2 separate regions of the Mus musculus genome follow, and region 2 is linked to region 1. A link is a loop called in an ENCODE intact Hi-C map of the cell type or tissue named here. Cell type or tissue: left cerebral cortex. All regions are shown on one strand. Links, peaks and the distances in the headings refer to the core of each region. The heading gives the core; the rest is flanking DNA. Region 1 overlaps Snap25 (synaptosomal-associated protein 25). Region 2 overlaps Mkks (McKusick-Kaufman syndrome).

Evidence for each region. Hi-C counts contacts between places; a loop is a spot of excess contacts. Peaks named below come from ENCODE experiments on the same cell type or tissue, not always from the same donor. Only the 100,000 strongest peaks of a DNase experiment are listed, where the experiment ranks them.
Region 2: a loop joins it to region 1, with 2.8 times the contacts of the local background. A loop is called at or near these places in 4 of 42 quality-filtered maps.

Annotation. Positions count from the first base shown.
Region 1 is chr2:136,767,916-136,773,299 of GRCm38, reverse strand. It overlaps Snap25 (synaptosomal-associated protein 25), which reads right to left. Exons shown (of 8, transcript NM_011428.3): 5 at 3,126-3,243. Among named protein-coding and RNA genes, the nearest start is that of Gm39943, 34 kb to the left of the region's middle. In left cerebral cortex, for the core only: no CTCF peak of the experiment used is centred there; a DNase peak (open chromatin) is centred at 2,486; H3K27ac peaks cover 487 bases.
Region 2 is chr2:136,877,324-136,882,707 of GRCm38, reverse strand. Mkks (McKusick-Kaufman syndrome) reads left to right here. Exons shown (of 6, transcript NM_021527.2): 3 at 1,069-2,457; 4 at 4,918-5,093. The coding sequence starts at 1,473. Among named protein-coding and RNA genes, the nearest start is that of Mkks, 11 kb to the left of the region's middle. In left cerebral cortex, for the core only: no CTCF peak of the experiment used is centred there; a DNase peak (open chromatin) is centred at 2,397.

The DNA of each region.
Region 1 (5,384 bases), core at 230-5,229:
AAGAAAAACATACTTGACGTTTAAACACACCATCATGCAGTGATCTTTGCTTAATATCTTTCCCTCAATGCATGTGTGTACTACATTTCAATGTTTCATGAAAGACACAAAGGATTGGTGGTTGGCCAAGGGTGATGGTCTTTGGGTTGCTTCTAGAGTGGTTTGAAATTGATAATATATCGGTACTTCCAAACAGTCACCATACATCCAGGGTTGATGTACAAACCTTTGTCCACAGAGACAAAAAGTAAAAGAAGCATTGTGAAATGAATGCAGGAAAATAGAAGAGAGAACAAGCCATCTAGCACCAAAGAGGAACCCCACCCCACCCCACCCTGTGTCTTCTTCATGCACCAGCTACAGGCATGAGTAGAAAGTGAAGCATTCTCATTTAAGCCAAACTACTCCAGAAGTTGACCATTCTCGAAATAGGCACTAGCAGGACAGTAATAGCCTTCGTGAGGATTTGAAACGCAGTTCAGTAGCTTCTTGGTTGGGCCAAAGGGCAGGGTAGTGTGCAAACAGATTCCTACTTTAAACTATTCTGGGTTATCACAAGGGAGAGTGGTTTGGAACTAGTGTGGTCTCCATGGGCTACATTTCACTGACCTGCCTTGGAACAAAACTTAAAATCCAGGCATACCTGTTGTGCCCAATAGAAACATATAGAGCATATTTTGGTGGGTGTGTTGTAATTTAAGGCAATCAAAGATGTTTCTAGGTTCTTTGCATAGTAGAAACCACATGCTATTGAGTCCAAGAACAACATACATCCTTCGGTCTCATTTCGCAGTTTTTATTCTAAGACAACAAGATTATATACTACTTTCCCCCACTTTTTCTGTGTTTCAAAGCCATCTCTTAAACTGGCTTTAATCCTTGCAGTCTGAGGACCAAGAAACCATGGTGACAAACTGGGAAATGCACCAATGGAATTTCAGCAGCTTCCACAATTTACTATTAGCCCTTTGAGAAGTCACAACTTACTGTACCAAAGGGCCATGGGCCCATTCAATACAAGGTCATCAAACAAGTTTTCATAATTAAGAGTTTGCCTCTTCATCCCTCCTCCCCATTCCCTCTCTTTTTGGTTCCAAGAAGCTGTTTGTTTGGACTTTGTGATGTTTTCTGCTATGTAAAATGTCTGGCATTCCATCTTTGGCAAAGTCAAAGGGAAGGGAAATATGCGTTTCCAAAGAGAAGGCAAACCACTGCACCCACAACGCTGCACAGACTCACATCACGGCCGAACAGCTATCATAGTCCTTTGAAACATGCCGAGACAGGGCAAAGCCCCCAGAGAGTCCAGGGCACCACCAGCCACTGCGTTGTGACACATGGTTTTTAAAGCATTGTTTACACACATTAGGGGACACTTCACTCAAGCTTTGAAGCTCAATTAGGGTCTCTTTCGAATGAAGGAATTAGGGACCACTTATATATGGATTTAGGGGGTCATGTTTCTTCAGAACCCAATGATCCACCTCAAAGAGCCCTACCTCCACTCTTCTCACACAATTGATGAAGGATTAAGGGGATGTATCTGGTAGAATTCACTCCAAATGTGGGGTAAATTGGCTCTAAAAAGGGCATATTTTCAAATCTTGACTAACTGGAATGTTTGACAATAAAATATTTTGGAGATTTCTATACCTTTGGTAGTGATTAGGAGGTTCTGGGGGGAAATTTGCTTTAAAGGTAATTGGTAAACATCTTTCTCAAATTCTTGAGCTAATTTTCAGCTCAGAAGTCCTTAGGGATGGGCACCATCAAATCTTTTCACAGTAACAGCTTATAAAGATGATGTGTCTGATGACCTTTTAAAATTAACTCTAAGTTATCATTTATTTATTTATTTATTCTTATGTAATTATTATAGAATAGAATAGAGACTATCTGAGACACTGAAATGTCCTAGGCAACAAAGCATTTCAAATCTGAGCGACTGCTTCCTGTTAGCCTCACCCACCCCCTTTGGCTAAAACCAGAAAGGAGGCAGATGTGGGTTCCAGCTAGATTCCAGTTAGTCAGGCTTTACTTCACAACTTTTTTTTTTTAAGCATGCTTTTTATTTATTGGTAAGATGAGCCCCTCCCCCTCCTAAACAGGAAGTGGGATATTTCAAATCAGCCTCAAAGTTTAAAGGGTGCGAATGGTCATATAATCTGCTAAAAAAATCACATCAATTTCTAGTCTAAAAGCTAGGATCAGGAGAGCTTTTGGGTAAAAGGTTTCTTTGTAAGAGGGAAAGGGGGAGGGGTGAGGGAGATCAGGTAACTTTAATTTTCCAAATGCATGTTGGGCAATCCACTCATGCATTTCCCCCCTACTGCTAGCCAAATGAGACTATCTTCTAGAACCCCTGCGTTTTGGGTTCTTTCTGTTGCAAAATTTTATAACCACATGTCACATTTCTGCTACATTCCGAAAAAAGCATTGCGAACCTTGAGAACAGTTAAAATGTTTTGTGATGTCGTGCATGCAAAATCTACACATTTCAACATTTCAGCCAGTGTACGGGTAGATCTTCCAAGAGGAAGAGTTGGAGGGCGTGCGTCAAATTGGAGACAGACACTAGCATCTCTGACTGAAGAGGATGCCTGCATTGGGTGAGGCTGTAGCATCTCATGATCAAATGCAGGAGCTGATTGGCAGGCAAGAGGGTATCTGCCATACTCTCTGACTTGCAGAGGCTTACTTGGGTGAAATTAGCTCATGATTTTTTACTTCTGAAAAAAAAAATCAAACCTTGATACATGTGTTTCAAATCCCCCACACTTATCCAAAATCTTTTCTAAATCTCCAATTTTGTTCTTGAGATGGAGGAAAATAACATGCCCTGAGTGCCGCTGTCTCAAAGTACACTTACTGGAAAATGTTGAAACGTTAATCAATAAAAATTGCTGACAGTGAGGCTTTCACTGGAGTATGCCTGATTTTTAATGCATCAACAGTAACTCTCACTAATATTGTCTATGCTATGAGATGAATGCATTGGAGACGGTATTGATCTGTTCTGCATGCCACATGCTCATCCTGCCTATGAGCCTGCAGGAATGAGCTAGTCAAGGCTTGGAGATGAGCCTTGGGAAAACCAAAGCTTCAGGCAGGCAGGCAGCACCTACTTGTTACAGGGACACACACAAAGCCCGCAGAATTTTCCTAGGTCCGTCAAATTCTTTTCTGCTTCTTTCATGTCCTTATTGATTTGGTCCATCCCTTCCTCAATGCGTTCCAGTTGTTCTGATTAAACACAAGTATTTTATCCCCACAGAATGAAGCAGATGGAAAAGGACAAAGAAAAAAAAGACAAAACTTCAGACATTCACTTTGACATTAAAAAAGAAAAACAAAAAAAAAAAGGAAGGAAGGAAGAAAGAAAAAGAAAGAAAGGAAGAAAACTGGACGCCACAGATTAGAGCTGGTACCCAGTACCTACTTGTTACAAGGACATATGAAAAGGCCACAGCATTTGCCTAAATCTTTTAAATTTTTCTCGGCCTCCTTCATGTCTTGGTTGATATGGTTCATGCCTTCTTCGACACGATCGAGTTGTTCTGGTTAGGACAAAGGGATGATAGTGTGGAATGAATTTTTTGGGGGTTTCCAACAGAACATGAGAAATGACTATGTGAAACAGAATTAGAGAGAGAGAGAGAAAGAGAGAGAGAGAGAGAGAGAGAGAGAGAGAGAGAGAGAGAGAGAGAGAGAGAGAGAGAGAGAGAAGATTGAGATTACAATGCATTGTCCAGGAGGATGCATTGCTGTAGACGGCTGCTGCTTCCCTAAGTAGACATGGGTGGAAGGAAATGAACAAGAACGATACTCAAAATAGTTTGCAGTTCAGACGGGATGAGATGGGATCAGAAGGTCTGTTTGATTTTGCACATCCCAGGAAACAGCACAGCGTATTGATTCAGATACCAGTGAAACCCAAGAGAAAGAAAAACCAGGTGTTAATTTATGTTTAAGGGGTTCCCATTCAATGTGTCTAGACAGAATATCTGCTTCAATTTCAAAGTAACAGTATCTTTTGGTTTTTAAGTATCTCCAACCAGATAAAAGGAGAAAATAGAATGCACTGTTGTCTTTGGGGCAACAAGAGAACAGTAAGCAGGAGTAGCCATAGCCATGAGTTCCTGCTCTTCCCTAAGCAGTGCCTATACAGACAAAGATGGTCTGTTTTTGTTTTCTTTATCTAATTCATAGAAGCTGGAAAGAAAAAGTAACATCAGCACAACAATACTGTAGGCACCAAAATATTTCTGTTCATTTTTTAAACTTATAAGTGACTTGTTACAAAAGCTAGGGAAGGCATGTTATTCTGCCGTGGTTCCCCAGGGTCTACAATGGAGACCTGCTCACTACAAACCTGGTCAGAGAACAGGGAAAATGAGTGTCTTTTTGAAAGAGGGGCAATGATTTGACACCTAGAATGGCATTGCTCCATTGCTACAAGGAAAGCTGACCTCAGTGTATCTGAAATACAGCTTGATACTAATATAAATTCATCAGTTCTAGGTTGCCAGGTTACATAAACCAAGTTGGGGAAACTGCAAGTTTAATGGAAGGGGATTTGTCAGTTTTATTTTTCTTTTTAAAGACCATTAAAGGAGAAGTGCAATGTAATGTCTTGGCTATCTAACGATGATCTCCAGTTATAACTCGATTCCTCTTTTGGTCTATATTTTCATGCATGCTTTGACAATTGTGCCTCTAGAAGTACAGGCATGCTTAGGATAAAACTGATCAGCACATTTCTAGTCTATAGGCATAAACAATCATCTGAAAACCATTCCACATTCATATGTGCTATGGGAATTGTTACCATAAAACCTAAAGGAGGCTCACTAGTGACCCAAAGCATGGACAACATGAATTGGGAAAATTAGAGATTTTTTCTCATTTTAGTGAGACTAAAGAAGACCTTGTCCCTGACTAGGTCTCTGATGCTTCTGCTATGCTTTTCAGAAGTAAATGGAAACACTCCAGGGTTTATCCAGCTCAGAGGGCACAGCAAAGCAGTCAGGTATGATCTGAATATCTTTATATACAAGGAGACTTCTCTCCTGTCCTGCTTACTCACTTTTGAGAGAACATTCCTTTCTCCTTGTCTTTTTCCCTTCCTAGTTGGTATGTTTGCATTTTGACACAGGATCTTCCCCTGTATGTAGTCTAGCATCCTAAGTAATGGATTGTAAGCACAATCATGCCACACTCAACTGTTTGGTTTTGTTTGCTTGTTTGCTTGGTTTAGCTAGTTTCCTTTTGGGAACACATTAAATCAGTTTGTGAATCAAACTTAACTCCCGTGTAAGAGGAATAAGGTGTAAGAGAAAGGACACAGTGTTTCCCTAAACCTTTTAAATTTTTCTTGGCCTCCT
Region 2 (5,384 bases), core at 232-5,231, 110 kb before region 1:
TTCCTTAGAGAATGGTACTACCCACACTGCAGGTCTCTCACTAATTGAGTAATTACCCCATTGAGTTTCCCATCACAGTGACTCTAGAATGTGTCAAGCTAACAGTTAAAATTAACCATCATAGCTATCTTGCTGTCATGTTATGTACAGACAGGATTTTATCTTTATACATTCCTATTCAAGCGTAGTTTCAAAGCTAAACAATGATTTTTTTTTTTTAATTACACCAAATAAAGAAATTTTCAGCACTGGAAACCGTTTTGTTTTGGACCTGTACAGGCGCTGGGCAAACTGCCACAGTTGCTGTGAGTTTATGTGTGTGCCATACTACTATGTCTGGAAGATGGTTTTCTTGGGAGTCATCCATCACCTCTAGCTTTTATACTCTTTATACCTCCCCTTCCACGTGGTTCCTGTGGTTTGATGAAGATTTCCCATTTAGGATTGAGTGTTTCAAGGTCTCTCATTCTCTGCACATTTTCCTCTTGTGAGACTCTGAGTCCTTATCTACTACAGGAAGAAGCTTCTCTGATGACGGCTGAACAAGATTCTAATCTATAATAGGAGTCATTTTATTGCCATGATCTCTTAACAGAATAACTGGGGTTTCCTCTAGGTTAAGTATCTATTTTCAGGTTATTGACCACTTTGGCAGTGTCAGGCATGGGTTCTGTTTCATGAAATGGACCTAAAAATCCAATCACGTAGTGTTTGCTTACTCACATGGTTGTACCACTAGTGCACCAGCAATAGTGCAGACAGGTCACTGTTGGAGGTCAAAGGGTTCGTAGCTGGGTTGATGTTTCTTTCTCTTAGGGTAGTGTGCAGAGTACCTTCTACTACTGTGAACACTAGTCAGTAAGGGTGAAAAAGCCTCAGTTTTCTAATGTGCCATTTGTCTTCTAGAAGCAAAGGAGTATTAAGTCCATTGGGTTCCCTTTCTCACTTCCAGTAGGCTTGTGACAGTTAACATTCTCTTTCTTAAAATTGAGCAGAGTATTAAAATTACTAAATTTGCTACCTATAAAGTATTATGGAATTATTCTAAATTTTTTTAATTTCTTATAGAAAGAAGCAACTTTGAATCTGAACTTGATAATAAAAGAAGAAATGAAAAACCCCAGTTGGATTAGAAAGAACTGGCTTCTTGTGGCTGGGGTGACTTTCATAGGCGTCCATCTTGGAACATACTTTATACAGAGAGTTGCAAAAGAGTCTGTGAGGTCTGAGGCCAGAGGCAGACAAAAGAATATTGAAGAATGAAGCAAAATAAAGACTTTGGATTATTAATGTCATTAAATTAATCTATGCTGGTTATTGTCTGAAACCACTTGATTTTGTAGCTGGTAATGCTGCATGTGCAGACTCATACCTGGAGACCAGTCTTTAATGTTCAAACACATGACAGTGCAATAAAATGAAAGCCATATGAACAAACTAAAGCTGCCTTCACAAGTTACACCTGAAGCAGGATGTCTCGGTTAGAAGCTAAGAAGCCATCGTTGTGTAAAACTGAACCATTGACAAGTGAGAAAGTCAGGTCCACACTTTCTGTCTTGAAAGGAGTCATAGCCTCATGCTATGGCCCTTCAGGGAGGCTGAAGCAGCTACACAATGGATTGGGAGGTTGTGTGTACACAACCTCACAGTCCTCAGCCCTGCTTCGAAACCTTTCAGTCACCCATCCCGTATTAAAGATCCTAACGTCATCCGTGCAGAATCACGTGTCCTGCTTCAGTGACTGCGGCTTATTCACAGCCATTCTGTGCTGCAACTTGATTGAAAATATTCAAAGACTAGATTTGACACCCGCAACTGCTATTAAATTAAATAAATACCTCTTGAGTCTCTGTACCAGTTATCTCAAGTCTGAAGCCTGTAGTTGTCGAATCCCAGTTGACTTCAGAAGTACACATACCTTCCTCAGCTTGGTACACAGTATCTTAACAAGCAAACCAGCCTGTATGCTCACCAGAAAGGAAACAGATCACATAGGTGCTTTGATTTTGAAAGCTTTTTTACTTACAATTCCAGAAAGTACAGAAGAACGAATGGTTTTAGGGAAGAGTATAATTGTTCCCTTAAAGGGCCAAAGAGTTACAGATTCTACTGTATTACCTGGACTACTCATTGAAGCATCAGAAGTTCAATTAAGGAGGTTATTACCCACTCAAAAGGCAAGTGGCCTTAGGGTGGCACTCTTCTGTACATCTTTATCTGGAGATTTTTCTAATGCTGGAGAAGGAGTGGTGGTGGCCCATTACCAAGTGTCCCTTGAGAATGCAGTTTTAGAGCAGTTGCTTAATCTAGGAAGGCGACTAGTCACTGATCATGTAGACCTTGTCCTGTGCCAAAAAGTAATCCACCCATCTTTGAAACAGTTCTTCAGTGAGCGCCACGTTATGGCCATCGACAGAGTTGGGGTGACTCTGATGGAATCTCTAAGCAAAGTGACAGGTAAAAGGCTCTCCTGGCTTTTGCCCATTAAAGTTAATGCATCACTCTTTCTGAGCAGAGAGGTTTAGTTTGTGTTACTGTTAATACCTTGAACATTTTTAGAAGCCACCAACTTTACAGCATTTATATCATCTGTAAGCATGTCTGTTGTTTCTAGAAAAGATCCCATTGCCCAGTTACTAAAAACTAGAACGGCGGTGGCCATTCCCAACCTCAGGTGTAGTCTGTTGTGATCTAACCCTCAGATATTGTATAGGCAGTTGAAAGGTCTAACATAAGTATAAGGTCTTAAATTTACAAAGCTTTTAAATCCTCTAACATTCAGGACATGGTTTTTCTGGCTGGAATGCTTCATTTTCTCCACTTTTATTATAACTCCAAGAAATATATCTATGCTGGACATTTACCAAGAATATCTATAGCTGAGTTCTTAAGATCAAAGGGCACTCTTTACTGACACGGATGCTAATAGGCCTGGCCCTCAGACCTTTAAAATTAGTTGGTGAGTAACAATCACAAACTCAGCAGGCAAAGCACACATACATGGTTAGGACAAAAATAAGTTGAATTTCTCATATGAGTCACCTCTCAAATCAATGTACCCATAACTGCACTGACAAGCTCAAATTATCAGTTACGTTCATTTTGATTGCAGTGGTTGCCTTTTGCTGAGCAAGGTCCACCTGTGTTTTGGGGCTAGTCATAAAGTTCTGACCACAAGCTATCACACCTGCCTTGTGAGTTACAACCTACTGAATTAAAGTTCACTAAAAACCATGTATGCCAAACATTGGATATTGTCAACCTAGTGACCACCAAAATGAAAGTTACTAAGAACATGCAAATAGTTACTTGGAATTCATTTTTTATGATCTAAATTATCTACTAATTTGCATTAGTTTAACTGTTTGCAGCTTACTTCACCCAGTACATTGGCTATTCTGGATTTGTAAATTAAGGTGTGGGATGTTTTCCAGTAGCACCAGTGCTATGGGAAGCAGGCACTGGTTTTCTACACTAGTCCAAAATTGTTACTTAACTCAGATACCTAGAACACAAAATGAAAATTCCAATTCCTAAAATTTTCTGGTATCTGGGCATGATAGCACATACCTAATTCCAGCACTTGTGAGGAAGAGACAGGATTATCAAGATCCTCGGTCCTCATCTACATAACAAGTTCAAGGACAGCCTGGACTAACTCTCGGCAAAACAAATCTGCACTCCAAAAAAGTGAATTGCTACAAGTTATAGTTTTGATATTCAAATGTTAAGTGTTATTTCTTACGGAAGTCCATGTAGATTCCTTATATAACTTAACTACCTCTAGAGGTTTTGCAAATATTGAAATCACCTTTATTTATATTTTAATTTGTGATCTATGTAAGAATCAAGAACAGTATAGTGAATTAAGTGTTATATTCTTTATTTTTGCACTTGCATACCTATTTACATTAAAAGAAAAACTCATAGGCAAAAGGGAGTTAGTGACTTAAAGAGAGCCAAATGACTTCTTTTAAAAAGGACTTTTCTGACCCTTTTTCAAAAGTAATGAGGTCCTTAATGTGGTTCTTTTTTTTTTTTAAACAGGGGGATCCTGGACTTCCTAAAAATATGTTCATTTTTTTTTCATGTGCCTTTTCCTGAACATTCAAAATAGCTTTTAACAGATGTTCAGATAGGTAAGACTAGGCATGTAGCTTAGTGGCAGAGCATCTGCCTAACATTGGCATGGCTGGGTTTAATTCCTAGCAACACACACAAACACATACATACACATACAATTAAATGAATAAACAATACCAATCTGCCTAATTTTGTTGACCTGGAAAGTCCTGACCCCACTGTGAATAGCATTAAATCCTGGCAGGAGTTCTGAGACAGTATAAAGCAGAGAAGGTAAGCTGAGCACTAGCATGCACGCATGCGTCTTGCTGTCCTGACTCCAGGAATGGCTGCTTTGAGCTCCTGCTTCTGTAGCGTCTCTTCTGTCAGGAGCTGTGCTCCAGAATAACCCTTTCCCCCTTAACTTGCTTTTGATGGAGGATTTTTTTACAGCAATGGAAAAGTAACTATGACAAAATCCATAAACAAAAATAGCCCAAACAAGCAAAGATGGCCACATGTACATTTGTAATTTCAGCATTCAAAAGGCTGAAACAAGAGGATAATTGCATGTTCATCTTGGTCTACATGGTGAATTCCAGGCCAGACAGGACTACATAGCAAAATGCCATGCCAAAAAGAAGAGGAGGAGGAGAAGAAATAATATTTAAATAGAAGAATGTAAATTTCAGAGATCTAAGAAGATGCATTTTTATCCTATATTTCATATTTTTAATAAGCTTGGTGGAGTCCCTTATACTAGCTAGGAATTAATGTTTGTTGGTTTGTTGATATTGTTTTAAGGGTCTCATCTTTGCTTACACAGTTTATATTTTTTATACTTTACAAATATAGGAGCAACGCCTATTGGTTCTCTAAACCCAATAGTTTCTACTACTTATGGAAGTGTGAAAGATGTGTGCTCTGCAAGATTTGGCTCCAAACATTTTTTTCATCTTCTTCCTAATGAGGCCACTGTCTGCACCTTGCTTCTCTGCAGCAGAAATGACACCGCCTGGGAGGAGCTGAAGGTAGGTGGATTCCAAGGCCTTCAGCAGGGATGAAGCAGTCATGCAAAGGGTCTGCAGGGTGAGGTCTGGGTTGTTTGTTTTGGTTTTTCATATTTTTCTATAATTTCCACAATGATATAAATAACGAGACCAAAAGGGACAGAAGGAGGGCCTGGCAATATAGCTCAAAGGTAAAACATATGCTTGGTACATATGAGCACCAATCCCAGGACCATAGGAGGGCAGAGACAGGGCAAAGGCTCAAGTAAGCTAATTTAACGGCTGCTACAGTAAACTTGGAATATAGTGTAC